2 separate regions of the Homo sapiens genome follow, and region 2 is linked to region 1. Evidence: read pairs that join two places in POLR2A ChIA-PET (ENCODE). Cell type or tissue: B cell. All regions are shown on one strand. Each heading gives the region's core, and the rest is flanking DNA. Links, peaks and the distances in the headings are about the cores only.

What was found. Peaks named below come from ENCODE experiments on the same cell type or tissue, not always from the same donor. Only the 100,000 strongest peaks of a DNase experiment are listed, where the experiment ranks them.
Region 2: POLR2A ChIA-PET joins it to region 1 with 7 read pairs; 2 of 35 experiments call an interaction of 5 or more read pairs at or near these places.

Annotation. Positions count from the first base shown.
Region 1 is chr6:14,714,210-14,721,676 of GRCh38, forward strand. It overlaps LOC101928354 (a long non-coding RNA gene), which reads right to left and starts at 3,280. Exons shown (of 4, transcript XR_241980.4): 1 at 3,235-3,280. RefSeq lists an enhancer at 3,367-3,426. In B cell, for the core only: no CTCF peak of the experiment used is centred there; a DNase peak (open chromatin) is centred at 3,292; H3K4me3 peaks cover 1,599 bases; H3K27ac peaks cover 2,013 bases.
Region 2 is chr6:15,305,749-15,313,215 of GRCh38, forward strand. The region is part of intron 1 of JARID2 (jumonji and AT-rich interaction domain containing 2); the gene reads left to right. Among named protein-coding and RNA genes, the nearest start is that of JARID2-AS1, 61 kb to the left of the region's middle. RefSeq lists silencers at 2,174-2,233, 3,070-3,364 and an enhancer at 6,779-6,848. In B cell, for the core only: no CTCF peak of the experiment used is centred there; a DNase peak (open chromatin) is centred at 3,231; H3K4me3 peaks cover 715 bases; H3K27ac peaks cover 768 bases.

The DNA.
Region 1 (7,467 bases), core at 841-5,840:
CAATCTGGTGTTTGCCTTACTTGAACAGGGCTTGAACAGTTGGCCCCCTGTGATTGGCCAAAATTTGGTGATTGGCACAATAATAGATTACAGTCTGTTTACATGTCCAGGTGGGTGACCATTTACTGTGTACAGAGAAACCTTTAGGCTGAACTTAAAATATGTAGGGAGATAGCTTTAGGGCTAAACTTAATTTAACTCCCTCCCTTCCTCCCTCCCTTCCTTCCTTCTTTCCTTCCTTCCTTCCTTCCTCCCCTCCTTCCTTCCTTCCTTCCTCTCTTCCTTTTCTTCCTCCCTTCCTTCTTTTCTTCCCTGACAACAGTGAAGAGGACAGATCACATCACTAGGCCTGAGCTCAGCATAATGGAAGCCAGGCCCCACCTAACATACTTCCATTAAAATCTAAACCACTACATGGCCCCTGAAAAAAAAGTCTCTAAAAGAGCAGAGGAGCTAGGAAAGGGCCCAAAGCTGATGAAAGACTCCAAGTGAGGGGGAAAAGATACCCTGCTGCAAAGGTGGATAGGAAAAGACAAGAGAATGCCTCCCCTCTTTGGAGAATTTTTCTGTCAAAATGCCTTTTTTAGAATATTTATTTATTTATTTTAGTGTCTCTCATTCAGCTCTTTGGCTGGCCCATTGTCCAAGGCAACATCTTCCTATTATTCTATTATCTGTCAGATGGCTACTGCAATTGTAGAAGACAACGCATGAGAAGGATCGGGCTTCACTTTTCTGCAAATGGTTGGTTCAAAATAAGCCACCAGAGGTGACCTGGTCATTGTACCCCTCCTAAAAAATGATACCAAGATGAACTTGAGAGCTTGCCAGCCTCTTTCCCTTCCCTGTGCCTCTGTTTCCCTACCTATAACACAGACATGGCAAATTTGGACATCCGAACACCACTGGGTGAAGATGAATGGTTCAAGTTTTAATCATCCTCGTTTGCAACATCTGAACATTTATCCACATATGTTTCCCCAGCACTCACTTGCCATCCCCTCCCCCTCTTTTTTTATTCATTTCTGAAAGCTTCTATTATCAATCACTGCATGAGGTAAATTTTCAAATCAGCAGTCAGGGTTTTTAAGCTGCATGACTCCTATTATAGCCAAAAGGAGGCAGGTGACCAACACTGATGCAGTCTCGAAAAATCCCCTCTGCAGCCTCCTTCCTTAGTGTTCGTTCATTCATTTTCAGGGCATGCATTGAGGCTGGGTTTAACAAAGCCTTCACCGAGGATCAGTCTACCTTTCACAGAGGGCCCAAGGGAACAGGGAAGTGGAGACACTGATCTGGAAAAGAGAGAAAGGCAGGAGAGTGGGTTTGGAGAGCATTTCTTAGGCATTTTGTCACACCTTCCAGCCAGCTCCATTAGGGAGAACTGGGGTGTGTCAAAATTGGGTGCCTGGTTCTCTCTCCATCATTCCTGCTTCTCTTTTCCCTTTCATAGCAGTGTCCCTAAGGGATGCCTTGCACCCACTGGCAAAGCCATCCCTATACGAAAGTCCCCAACTCCACACTTCAGCAGCTCTGGAGCCCTCGGGCTCTGCCTGACTGTCCACTGTGGTGGCACGAGCTTACTCTCCTCCACTCCGGTCTCCCGAGTTCTCATTTCATCCACATGTGTGTCTGACCCTGCTCTACACCTGGACACTGTGTTGTCTATGACCCCTATAGGTAAACAGGATCTCCCTGTCTGTTGGACACGTGGGTGATCTTGACACAAACACCCAATTCTAGGCCTCTGAACGTCCAAATTCTTTCTTGTAATTTCAGCCAACTGAAGGGCCTTACCCTCCCCTGATGCCCTCTGCTTCTGGATTCCACACCTTCACATACTGCTTCTGGGCTGTGTCCTATTGGCTCCCTACTGTATTCAACGTCACTGTCACAAAATAACTAACAAGTGCTACAGAGAAGGGAACAAGAGGAAAGACTGACATCATGCAGAAATCAAGAATCTATGGGCTGGGCACCATGGCTCATGCCTGTAGTCTCAGCTGAGGTGGGAGGATCACTTGAGCCCAGGAGTTTGAGGCCTGTCTGGGCAACATAGTGAGATCAGGTCCTAAAAAATAATTAAAAATTAGTGAGCATGGTGGTGCTCATCTGTAGTCCCAGCTACCCAGGAGGTTGAGGCAGGAAGATTGCTTGAGTTTGGGAGTTTGAGGCTGCAGTGAGCTGTGATCATACCACTGAACTCCAGCCTAGATGACAGACTGAGACTCCATCTCAAAAAAAAAAAAAAAAAAAAAGAAAAGAAAGAAAAGAAGAAAGAAAAAGAAAGAAAAGAAGAAAGAAAAAAAAGAAAGGCAGGCAAGAAGGAAAGGAATAAAATCCACAATGCACATTCCCCAAGCCCTCCCAGTTATCCATGATCAGGAGGCTGTCTCTTTGCCTGCCTTCTCCAACCCTGCACCCAGCCTCTTTGCCTCTGCAGGACTTCCCCAGAAAGTTGAATCTTCTTCCCTTTATAGAGCGGAGCAGTTCAGCTCAGACTTGTAGGCACACCTGTGCAGCACAGACCAACGTCTCTCCTTGACCACGGCCCACAGCCTTTCTCTGAGGAAAGGGCTCGCCGCAGGCAATTCCCTATTCAAAGGTCACCATCGGCTAACAGGGGTCTTGCCTCCCTCAACTCATCCAATGTTGAGGTACAGCAACTGAATCAACCAAGAGCGGGCCAGTGGCCTCTGACAAGTCGGGACAAGAAAACTCTGCCTCGGAGGGAAACTCTAAACTGTGCAGCAACCATTCAAGTCCAATCAGATCCTCTCTCAGAAGCTGGATTGTGGGAGAGCCTGTCACAGTCTGCAGCAGCTGAAGCAGCCAGGACAGCAGCAAGTAGGCAGAAGGACTTCAAAAGAAGAGACAGAGAGCAGAAGCCATAAGGCCTAGAAAGCACAAGGAAGCAAAAGTCATGAGGTTGGGAACAAGAAACAGGCAAGGCAGCAACAGCAAGTGGCAGTCACGGCAAGGAAGAGACCACACAAGGGGATTTGGAATGAATGAAGCCACCGTTTTCGTACGAGGCCTTAGTTACTGAGCTGCAGACTCGGGGTTCTGTGCAACCTTACCTCCCTGTGCATGCATGCAGTGCACCCCCATTGTCTCTGGTCTAGAGACCTTCTCTGCCCCTCACAACCTCAAGCAGTGGGCTCCGGGCCCCTACTCTGTGCAAACTCTGCTGGCCTATTTCACAGGACTCACCATGTCCCCCAAACTCCTTACCCTTTGGGTAGAGATCCGTCTTACTCAGGTTCACATCCTCATGTTCACAGCTCCTCCCACACAGTCAACACTTAGAGCTTGACTTCCTTCCAGCCCAGCCCTCTACATGGTGCCTATGACTTTAACCTAATTGCCTGTATTTCCTCCCTGTATGAGAATAGATACCCAAATACAAGATTTCCAACCTATTCCCTCCAGATGACAAACAAGCTACAAGAGACAGTGTAGACTAGAAGAACAACTGCCTGGACCCGTGGGAAGAAGGTGGAACAAGACCTTGCAGTAAAAACAAAAGCTGTCAGTTGATCTAATGGCGGTAGAGAGTAGAAGGGTGGTTACCAGAGGCTGGAAAGGGTAGTGGGGAGTGGGGATGAAGAGAGACTGATTAATGAGTACAAACATACAGGTAGATAGAAGGAATAAGTTCTAGTGTTTGATGGCACAGTAGGGTGACTGTAGTAAATAATTGAGTGTATATTGCAAAATAGCTAGAAGATTTGCAATGTTCCCAACACAAAAACATGATCAATGTTTGAGGTGAGGAATATCCCAATTACCTTGATTTGATCATTACACATTGTGTGCAACTATCAAATATCAAATGTACTTCATCAACATGTACAATTAGTGTGTATCAATATAAAATATTTTTTAAAGCTGTGATTCCTGCTCCTACACCCCTGGGCAGCCATCCCACCTTTGCAGCAATGAGGTAGAGAGCTGGGGGGAACTATCAGGTTCTCCTGTGTTCAGATAAAATGTAGCATGGTTGTGATTGAAAGGCCTCAAGTTTTCTAGTTCCATTTTGTTCTATTCCCCACAAAAAACAACTACAGGCTGGGCGCAGTGGCTCACGCCTGTAATCCCAGCACTTTGGGAGGCCGAGCTGGGCAGATCACGAGGTCAGGAAATCGAGACCATCCTGGCTAACACAGTGAAAACCTGTCTCTACTAAAAATACAAAAAATTAGCTGGGCATGGTGGTGGGCGCCTGTAGTCCCAGCTACTTGGGAGGCCAAGGCAGGAGAATGGCGTGAACCCAGGAGGCGGAGCTTGCAGTGAGCCGAGATCGCGCCAATGCACTCCAGCCTGAGTGACAAAGTGAGACTGTCTCAAAAAAAAAAAAAAAAAAAAACAACTACAGAGGAGCTGTAGCTCTAAAACTCAGCAGGGCTGGGCATAGTGGCTCACGCCTGTAATCCCAGCACTTTGAGAGGTCCAGGCATGCAGATCACTTCACGCCAGGAGTTTGAGACCAACCTGGCCAACATGGTGAAACCCTGTCTCTACTAAAAATACAAAAATTAGTGAGGCATGGTGGTGTGCGCCTGTAGTCCCAGCTACTCAGGAAGCTGAGACACGAGAATCACTTGAACCAGGAGGCAGAGGCTGCAGTGAGCCAAGATCATGCCACTGTACTCCAGCCTGGGCGACAGAACAAGACTGTCTCAAACAAAAAATTTAAAAATGATATATATATATAACACAGATGGAGAGAAAATAAATCAATGAAACTATGGAGCAAAGAAGAGAAAAATCTCAGCAAGCAGTCAGACTGACCCTTTCTGCTCAGTGTGGCTGAAACCAAAGCAATGAGGCTGGCACTTTGCCTCCTGTCAGAAAGGCTACGTGTGTTTAAAGGACAGCAGCATTCAGAGATTTTCTCTGCAGGAGGTCTTGCTCTCTTCTCCTGCTGAAAATGTCTGACTCGATTCATAACCAATATCTAAATATAGTCATGTTGGTTATTTCATGCACTATTTACATGCATAATCGTAATCTCAATTGAGTCTCAACTTCAGAAACACAGTTTATTACAGTGGGATTAGAGTACACAAACTCCTATATTCTGCATTCCACAGCCATCTTCCTTCTCTACTTACCATTAACTAGAGTGCTTCCACAGCTTATTCTCCAGTGGAAACCAGTAAGAGCCTCCGAAGGAAGGCCAAGTAGTGGAGGCGTGACCTCCCAGAGCCGACCACTGTCTCTCCGCTGACCCAGCAAACAGCCTACATGATAGTCACAAATAATATGGCCCCATGGGCATACGCGTGGGCCAAGTGTATACCCGCCCCTTCCTTCCTCTCCCACTCAAGAAAGCAGATCAGAATGCAAGAATCTAAAAACAGCATTGTTATGGAAGCACACTCTAAAATATATTGTAATTTATCAACAAAGTAAATTATTCAAAACTGTGATACTCTGTTATTAGCTAGCAAATTCCTTTTCATACCCAGAGTGGAACACAATGGTTGAACACTGCTTTCTTAGACACAACTTTGAATGCCAACCACTTGAATTGTTGATGTCTGACAAGTGACAAAAATGATAAATGCTAGTGTAAATCAACTCATAGAAGATCCAAGCACTTTAGAGAAAAACAAAATATCTCTCTCTTTCTCAGAACATGCTTACCAGAACCCCACACTCTTCAGTAACAATAACAAGTGTATGATCACCCAACAAAGGCTCTATCACTCTCTAAGCAAAATAAACAGGATAAAACGTGACAATTTTATCATTATGGATTATTTTAATTTTTATTATTTGTGTTTTACAAACTTTCTGATTCCCTATGAACATCCTTTACCTTTTTAAGGGATAATGTTTAAAATGTTATGTAAAAAATGGAATATATTTTCAACACAAGGAATGGAAAGTCATGAAATTTAATGAGATTCTAGAAGACATTGGCTTGCTTCAAAGATTTATGCAAGAACATATCTGTAGCAATGAGGAAAGAAGGCATTTTAAAAAGACCTCCAAAGAGAAAAAAATTGCTATCACTTTTTTACTGGAAGATGTGACAGATATTGTAACAAAATTCCCACGGTCCCAAAAAACCATTAAAAGATACCTCTTTCTGAATGCCTATAATCTGAAACAAGACTAATTGGATCTGTACAAGTCATCCATCAGCTAAGTTCCTCTAAGTGAAAGACACTTGTCTTTAGAAAAAGCATGTCCCCAAATTGGAAATATGAATTGATCAAAGGTACATAGGCACAACACCAAAATCTATTTGGTCACTGAAAAAAAAAGGGTTTCTCCAGTTCTGGGCTTGGGATATTTCTTTCCAATCATTTGGGAAGCAGTTGAATCAAGTCCGGGGGTTAAAATACTGAAAGTCCAGAGGGCAGCATTTCCATACAACTCACACATTTCTCCTGCTGAAGTGAGCTTTGAAGTTGAGTGGCAGCCAAGATAGAGGGGTAGAAAAAAAAGAGAAAGAGTTACATAGGGGCTGGTAGTCACTCAAAGGAAGAACAACAAGAATTAAGAGAAAGAAAAAGAAAAGGGAGGTGAAAATGGATTAAAACAAAGCCAGGGAGGTCCAGCCTTCTCCCTCATTGCCAAGGTTGGGAAGATGATGGAAGTTTGTCCTGCAAACTCATCAGGACTGGGGGCAGTAATTTACCAAGGTCAAAGGGCAAGGGCAGGCCCCCTCAGTGACCCAGCCTTTGCAATGAAAACATTCCAAAGAAACTTAAGCAGACAGAATGTGTAGATATTTGTGCACCACAGCTGGGGGAAGCCTCCACAACCTTTCCCAGTCTTAGTCCTGTCAAATGACAAATGTCTCTTTTATGTAAGGATCAAACAGTGTTGGAGGCAGTAACATAAGCAAAATCTTCAGTGACATTGATTTTGCATGTTAGCAGAGTTGCTTCTAAAGAGGAACTCCCACGACTGCCAGAGAGTTTCTTAACCTGAAAACTGCAATTGTGCAACTCACTTAACAGCCAAATATAGGCCAACAGGAACAAATTCATCCAACCTTTCTGACAGCGTCACGTTGACACTTCAATTACCTGATAACTGCAGCAATGTTTTCCTAGCTGAGCAGGAAAACTTCAAAAAAAAAGCTTAACCTTTTTCCTCTTTAGCTTCCGCTAACCATCCACATCTGCTTTCCTGGCTAAGTCTCCATAGCAGCTATTATCAACACATGAATGGAATTCAAAAAAAAAAAAGAGACCCAGAACTGAATTCAAATTCTGGCTCTACTATTTTCCAAGGGCGTGTCCTAGGGCAAGTCACCTAAACTCTATGATCTTCCGTTTTAAGTTGCTATGAAAAAGTAAATAATATAAGAAATGTTTGGAAGACAAAGATGCTCCAATGATTGTTGTCATGCCAATGGTAACAAAAGTAAATAAGGATTGGGCTTACTCTATGACAACACGAAAAGTATATTTCTTCTCACCTAAGTAAAACATTTGCTACCTC
Region 2 (7,467 bases), core at 827-5,826, 590 kb after region 1:
GCACCCCTCCAATATCTAATTGTTAACATTCTGTGTGTGAGAGATGTATTATGTATTAACTGTTTAAATAAAGTCCTGTGAATTCCTTGGACAGTGTATTATGAATTTACAAGGGAGTTCACTATATCTTTAGGTATTTGTGTTATATGCATTATCTTACCCATTAATACATTATTCTGAACTTTTGTAAGGAAATAGTTTTCTACTATTCATCTGTGGTTTTGGTTACAGTTTTTAAAATGCAGAGACAAATTTCAGTTCCATTTCTGGTGGCCCACTTGTGGGACCAAATCTATCTTTCTAAACGTCAGATTTTTAGAAGCTCTACCAGCAATCCTCGAGGCTTACAGTTTTCCCGGGTTTCTGTTGGCAAGTAACTTCAGCTTTTCGTACTTTGAGATCACAAGTGGCAGACGCTCTTAAGTGCGTCACAGTTAGGTTGTTAAGATTTGAGGGGGACAATCTCCTTTGGTGTCGAGTTCATCATCCACAGCAGTAGGAACAACAAAAACTCAAGAATTCCTTCCCCCTGCAGTGAGCCAGCCAGCCTCTTTTCTCATTAACAACATAGTCATATTTCTTTTTTTTTTTTTTTTTTTTTTTGAGACGGAGTTTTGCTCTTGTTGCCCAGGGTGGAGTGCAATGGCACAATCTCAGCTCACTGCAACCTCTGCCTCCTGGGTTCAAGCGATTCTCCTGCCTCAGCCTCCCGAGTAGCTGGGATTACAAACGCCTGCCACACGCCCAGCTAATTTTTGTATTTTTAGTTAGTAGAGACAGGGTCTCACCATGTTGGCCAGGATGGTCTTGAACTCCTGACCTCAGGTGATCCGCCCGCCTCGGCCTCCCAAAGTACTGGGATTACAGGCGTGAGTCACCGTGCCTGGCCCAACACAGTCACATTTCATAAGGATCATACTGTTTATTTAGTCCACATTCTGGGGAAAGGGGAAAAATACCATCTTCCTTAAACTTAATTTTTAGGTACTTAAAAATTTTTTTTGACTTTTGTTAAAACCTAGGAGTAAAACACAAGGGGCAAGTGGAGTGAAGGAAAATGGAAGGTGGGGAAATAGGCAGCTTATTTTTTTTCCTGACCTTACCCATTGTACTTTGAAGTTAATATATATATTTTATATTAATTACATTATTATATATAATCAATTATATTAATGTATATTATATATATATTTTTAACATTAAAAAATTTAGACTGGGCGTGGTGGCTCATGCCTGTAATCCCAGCACTTTGGGAGGCCGAGGTAGGCGGATCACAAGGTTAGGAGTTTGAAACCAACCTGGCCAACACAGTGAAACCTGTCTCTACTAAAGGTACACAAAAAATGAGCTGGGCGTGGTGGCAGGCGCCTGTAGTCCCAGCTACTCAGGAGGCTGAGGCGGGAGAATCGCCTGAACCCCGGAGGTGGAGGTTGCAGTGAGCCGAGACAGTTCCACTGCACTCCAGTCTGGGCTACAGAGTGAGACTGTGTCTCAAAGAAGAAGAAAACATTTTTTCCTGTTGCCCAGACTGGAGTGCAGTGGCGCTCACTGCAGCCTCTGCACCCCCGGATTCAGGTGATTCTCCTGCCTCAGCCTCCCTAGGAGCTGGGATCACAGGCATACGGCACCATTTTCGGCTAAGTTTTGTATTTTTAGTAGAGATGGGGTTTTGCCATGTTGCCCAGGCTGGTCTCAGACGACATCAGGTGATCTTCCTGCCTGTGACTCCCAAAGTTCTGGGATTACAGGCGTGATCCCAGTTTTGTTTTGTTTTTAGTACATTGCAATTAATGTTTACATTCAAACTTTAAAATTCCTTGGATCTTTGTTTTCGGGATGGGGTTGTGGTTCTTCTCCCCCACCAGAAAATGTGATTTAGCTGCCTCATTTTTGGTATTTTTCTTCTCTGATGACTTACCTCTATTGAAAACTTTGTAGTCTGTGGGGAGAAATTTTGTATGTTTCTGTACTTCAGCTACTAGGTTCTCCCTTTACTTATGTGATTAGTTTAATTTAAGATTTATTACTAGGAGCTCATGAGAAATATGTTCATTGCCCAAATTTGCTAGGATAGCAGAGCCTAGTTTCATCTAATTTGCAGAGTTCATTCTCATGCATAATTCATCGGTCCAAGAAATACAGACTCCCAGCCAGCGTAGCTTAAAACTTAATGATTTTCTCAGGAGCCAGTCAGGTGTCAACTAAAACAAGCACTTGATAAGCTATAGACCCTGACATGGTTTTGTTCTGCTCAAAACTTTCGAGTTTCCATTCTAATCTTGATGCACAGAATGGTTGGTAACGGTTCTTCCTCCTTAAATTTTTCTGGTTTTCTGAAAGGGTGCAGGGAATACCCTCACCCCTTAGCAGCTTCTAGTCCTCTTCCTTAATCCTTTACCTGTTTTCTCATTATTATACTAGTGAATTTTGTTTAATTCCTTTGTGCTGGTTTGGAACAAGTGCCATGTTAAATATCATTTCTATGATGGAGTGCATTCTAGGTTTTAAACTGCAGGTTTATAAATGAACTTTTAGAAGGTGGGCGATTTGAAAGTGATTCTGTGTGGAAATAGAAGCCAGAGGGGCCAGATTCAAAGGCCATCTGGATCTGGAGCCTCATTTATTGTCACCAAGAACTGGATGTTTGTGCTGTTTGTCATTTCCCTCAACTCAGCCTCTCTAAGGATAATGGCTTTTCACAGAAGCCTAAATGTAATGCTTTCTTCATTCCCTTACTTCCCTTTAAAATCTTGCATATAAACATTGATAGAAATCCAGAAAGAGAGAGTCCTGTTTTCTCCCCTGTGGTTAAATAGTGACGGTTGATCTACTGAATACCTTCCTTCCTTAAAAACAACGAGATTAGGTAATTACAGCAAATGTGGTCATTAGCCTCATCTGCTCTTATTATCTTATTATGTATTTGTTACTGTGAGAGCCAAAAGATGTGAGGATAAGCCAGACTCTCCCTACTTTGAAAAGACAGGAATTGTAAAAACACGTGGTCACTAATGGAATCTGCAGTTTGATCCACCATGACTTTTGCTTACTGGTGAAATTGGTTTTCTTATATTTTGTCAACAGTAAATAGGCTGTGTGCTTGGATAATAGTTAGGCTAATATAGGAAAATTTAATCATGGCTTTTCTCAAGTTTAATTTGAAAGAGTGCAGTGGGGAAGTCCCCTGCAGGGTGGAAATCGTAGTAGTTGAACATGAGTGACCTTTTTGGTTGACTGACTGCCCTTCCTGTGAAGCTGGCCCAATATCTTTCCCCTGTCAGGATTACTTCCTGTCTCAGCCTGAATAGTTTAAGTAGCTGCAAGATTGATGTTGGATATCTCTGGGAAAATTCCATTCTCTTGAATTTAGCTGACAGAGTACCTCTTTCATTTCTTTCATTGTGTTCCATTTTTGACCTCGGAAGGAACTAAACATTATTTCTCATCCAACAGACTCATTGTTCATCATCTTTGGGCTTAAAAATCCTGTGTTCCCTCAGTTATTTCTTTTATGAAGGTTTCAGGTGCCTCATTATTCTCTATGTGGAGACTGTGTTAGTGTCTTTAAAAATCGACATTCCATGTTTTAAGCATCTAGTATACATTATAAGTAGTGTGATATTTTGCATCCATTTCACTCAGCCACCCTGCTTCTAGGAATTTGGCCACAAGGATGTGTAGTAAGTATTTTACTGTGTATCCCAGTGAAAAATGGAAACCAATAGGGGATTGGTTAAATTATGGAACGTCTGTTCCGTGCAGTCATTAAAATGAAATGGTAGCAAGAATGTTGACTGACATAAAATAAGTGAAAAAAGCAAGTGAGAAAACAGTATTTACAGTTTAATTTTTTTGTCTTATCTTGGAAAATTTAGTAAATATATGTATACATATAATATATAAAGCATACATATATAAACGTGTGTGTGTGTGTGTATATATATATATGTATGCTTTGACAAATGAAGTGGTGGTGTAGGCACAGGTGGGAGGGGCAACTAATCCACACTGAGGGATGACAGAAGGCTTGAAGGACAGGGATTAGCCAGGTGAAGATGGGATTGGCCAGTAGTGTGTTCCAAAGTGAAAGTGGAAAGCCCAGAGGTGAGAAGTGGCTTGGAAGAGTTTAGGAAGAGGGATGGATGCTCAGGAGATAAGGCTTATCTATATTTTCTCCAGGAAACGTGTATTACTCTGTAATAAACAAAAAAAATGGTACCTAGAAAGCTTCTTCTTCCAAAGAAGAAAGTCAAGGAAGCAGCAGGAAAACAGATTGCTTTGTTGCTTTAAGGCTGTGGATTTTGGACTCTTAATGAGATTAAGGCCAGGGAGGCTTTCCCAGGTTGGCTGGATGGGCTGGGGCTGGGTGTCTCTGGTGAAACAGATGAATTCCAGATAGGTAATTTAATTTCCAGAGGTGCCGCACAAATGCCTTTGCCTCCTGCTACTGGTTAGAGCAAAACAAGCATGTGATTTATGTAAAAATACATGAATATTAGTTTTTATCAAAACCCTGCAGAAGAAAAACAGTAGAAAAAATGATACTTCCTGCCATAGCCTCTTTGTGGAATGAAATTAAGAAAATCAATATTCTTTACAAATGACTAGTCACAGTGGAACTGGTCTGTTGAACCTACCCTTTGTAGATAGCATTAATACATCACCCTCTCCCACATTACTCCAACCATAACAGAAATAGTGATTTACATAGGAAAATGCGAGCTGAATTAAACAAGGATGGCCCTGAATTCTGCTGTAGGGATTCTTAAGATGGCACAAGCTAGGCTGTGAATGCCTTGGCCTCCCCTCTTCTCCCCTGTTTCTGGGTCATGCTCCCCTCTGGATTTCTTGCTGGGTAGTTCTGGAGGGAAGGGGATGCCCTTCTACATAAGCATCTGCAGGTGCAGAGATGGGATGGGCCTAAGTGTTCTGAGATCTTCCAGGAGATGGGATTTCAATCTCCAGAATTCCCATCCCCGCTTGGCTCTTTGGTGGCCCAGTTCTGGAAGTTGAGATTTAGACCAAGATTATAGTCTTAAAATAAATCTTGGATGTGACTCCTGCCAGGATGACTTGTAAATAATTTCGTGCCAGAAACCGAGCTGACTTTGGTTTGTGGGCTGGAGGTGGCTGATTCCAACTCTGGGAATTCATTCTAATTTTTGGTGCCCTGTTCACCCTGAGTTGTCTTCTCACGGCTGCCTGCCCAGTCCCTGTGTGGGAATGGGAACCGTCATAGAGTGAATATGAGGACTTCACATCCTTTGGGATGCGGGTATTTTAGTTCCAGGGCTAACATGGCACGTTGGCAGTGAGATAGTTGCTATAATAATTCTCTAATAAGCTGTTGGTCTCAGAGACCCTTCCGCGTGGCGTATCAATGGGGCTTGTGACAGTAGGAGTTGGGATCTTAGAGGATTCATATCACCCTTGCTCCTAATCCAGTAACCCCTAGCAGTGCCCATCACCAGCCTCACACCACCTTGTACCAGTCTTGGGCATGGTGAGTCTCTCTGGTACACTTTTACATTAGAAAAAGTCTGAAGAGGCTGGGCACGGTGGCTCATGCCTGTAATCCCAAAACTTTGGGAGGCCAAGGCGGGCTGATTACCTGTGGTTGGGAGTTCGAGACTAGCCTGACCAACATGGAGAAACCCCATCTCTACTAAAAATACAAAATTAGCCAGGCATGGTGGCGCATGCCTGTAATCCCAGCTACATGGGAAGGCTGAGGCAGGAGAATCGCTTGAACCTGGGAGGCGGAGTTTGCGGTGAGCCGAGATCGCGCCATTGTACTCCAGCCTGGGCAACAAGAGCGAAACTCCGTCTCAAGAAAGAAAGAAAAAGAAAAAGTCTGAAGACTTGTGAGCAAGCCTTTTCTCTCCCACAGGTAAATATTCGATCTGCCTTTCTGCACAATACAAAAGCAAAGTCCTTAACACAAGCCACAGATGGCACTCTGATTCGGCTTGCAAAAAAGGTAACTGTTTTTTTTTTTTCTTTTTTCTTGTAATATTTTCCTTAAAAAATTTTTTTCCTCTTAATACCCTAAGCCCCAAAAGGGAGTTTGTATTGTAAAATATTCTTTAATAAGTCACTTTTAACTACGTGAAACTGGGGGGAATTTTCCACATTTGGACCAGGTCCCTGGATTGTATTGCCAGAGGTGTGGCTTTTGGCATTAACTTTTATTTAATTTGGATGGCTACTTTCTAGAGAAATCAATTTAACCTAAAAAATTGTCATAGCTCATTCTACATATGCACCCCTACTGTTCTAGATTTAAAAAACAAAAACAAAAGCTTTCTAAGTCAGTTTTGATTTTGAGACGGAGTCTTGCCCTGTCACCCAGGCTGGAGTGCAGTGGTGCGATCTTGGCTCACTGCAGCCTTCACCTCCCAGGTTCAAGCAGTTCCCTTCCTCAGCCTCCCAATTAGCTGGGATTACAGGCGTTTGCCACCACGCCTGGCTAATTTTTGTATTTTTAGTAGAGACAGGGTTTCACTGTCTTGGCCAGGCTGGGCTCGAACTCCTGACCTCGTGATCCACCCGCCTCGGCCTCCCAAAGTGCTGGGGTTACAGGCGTGAGCCACCATGCCCGGCCTCAGTTTGGATTTTTAAAAAACCAATCTTATTGAAGTAAAATTTATACATGCAGCCATTTCAGGTGTACACTGTGATAACTTATGACAACTGCACACATCTGGGTATTACCATCCCATCAATATATGCACCTCCTGTCACCCGAGAAAGCTCCCTTGTGCTCCTGTCCTGTGCCCCCATGCCAGCGCCGACCTGCCTTCTTGCACTGTAGATTAGCTTTGCCTGTTGTAAATGCCATATAGATGGAAGCACTTTTGTGTCTACATCCCTTCACTTTGCTTTGAGATTCATCCAGGCTGTGTGTATGGTTTGTTCCTTCCTGTTATGGTTCAGTAGTCTCCTCTCTTTCTGTCTTTCTGTGTTCTTCCTGTGACTCACTCATTGTCTGTGTTTCTTTTTTTCCCTGTAAGCCTGGCCTGGTCCTTTCGTGATTCCCTGTAGTCTTTTTCTCAAGTGGGCATTAAAGCAACCTTATCTTTCACACACACTGAAAGAACCTAGTAACTGAGAGATGATCCAGCCAGATTCTGCCCTTACCTTTACCCCTCACCACCCCACTAGGGGACAAAACAAGCAAATATACTGACTGACCCAAGCCTTGTTGTTCCGACGAAAACACTGGCGTTCAGCATCTTTCCCGCAAACCGAGCTGCAGCCTCCAGTTTCAGAATAGTGCCTTCCATAAAATCTGTGGGAGTTTTCCGTTTATGTTGCTTGTTTTTAAACAATCTTCTTGGAAAAGAATTCAGTGCTGTTAATGGATTGCCGTCGGAGCTTTTTTTACATTACACCTGTCCTCTGCTTCCTGATCTCCTTTTGATGGTTAGGGAGAATATGTTGACTTAGAATAGCAAGGAGCCATGG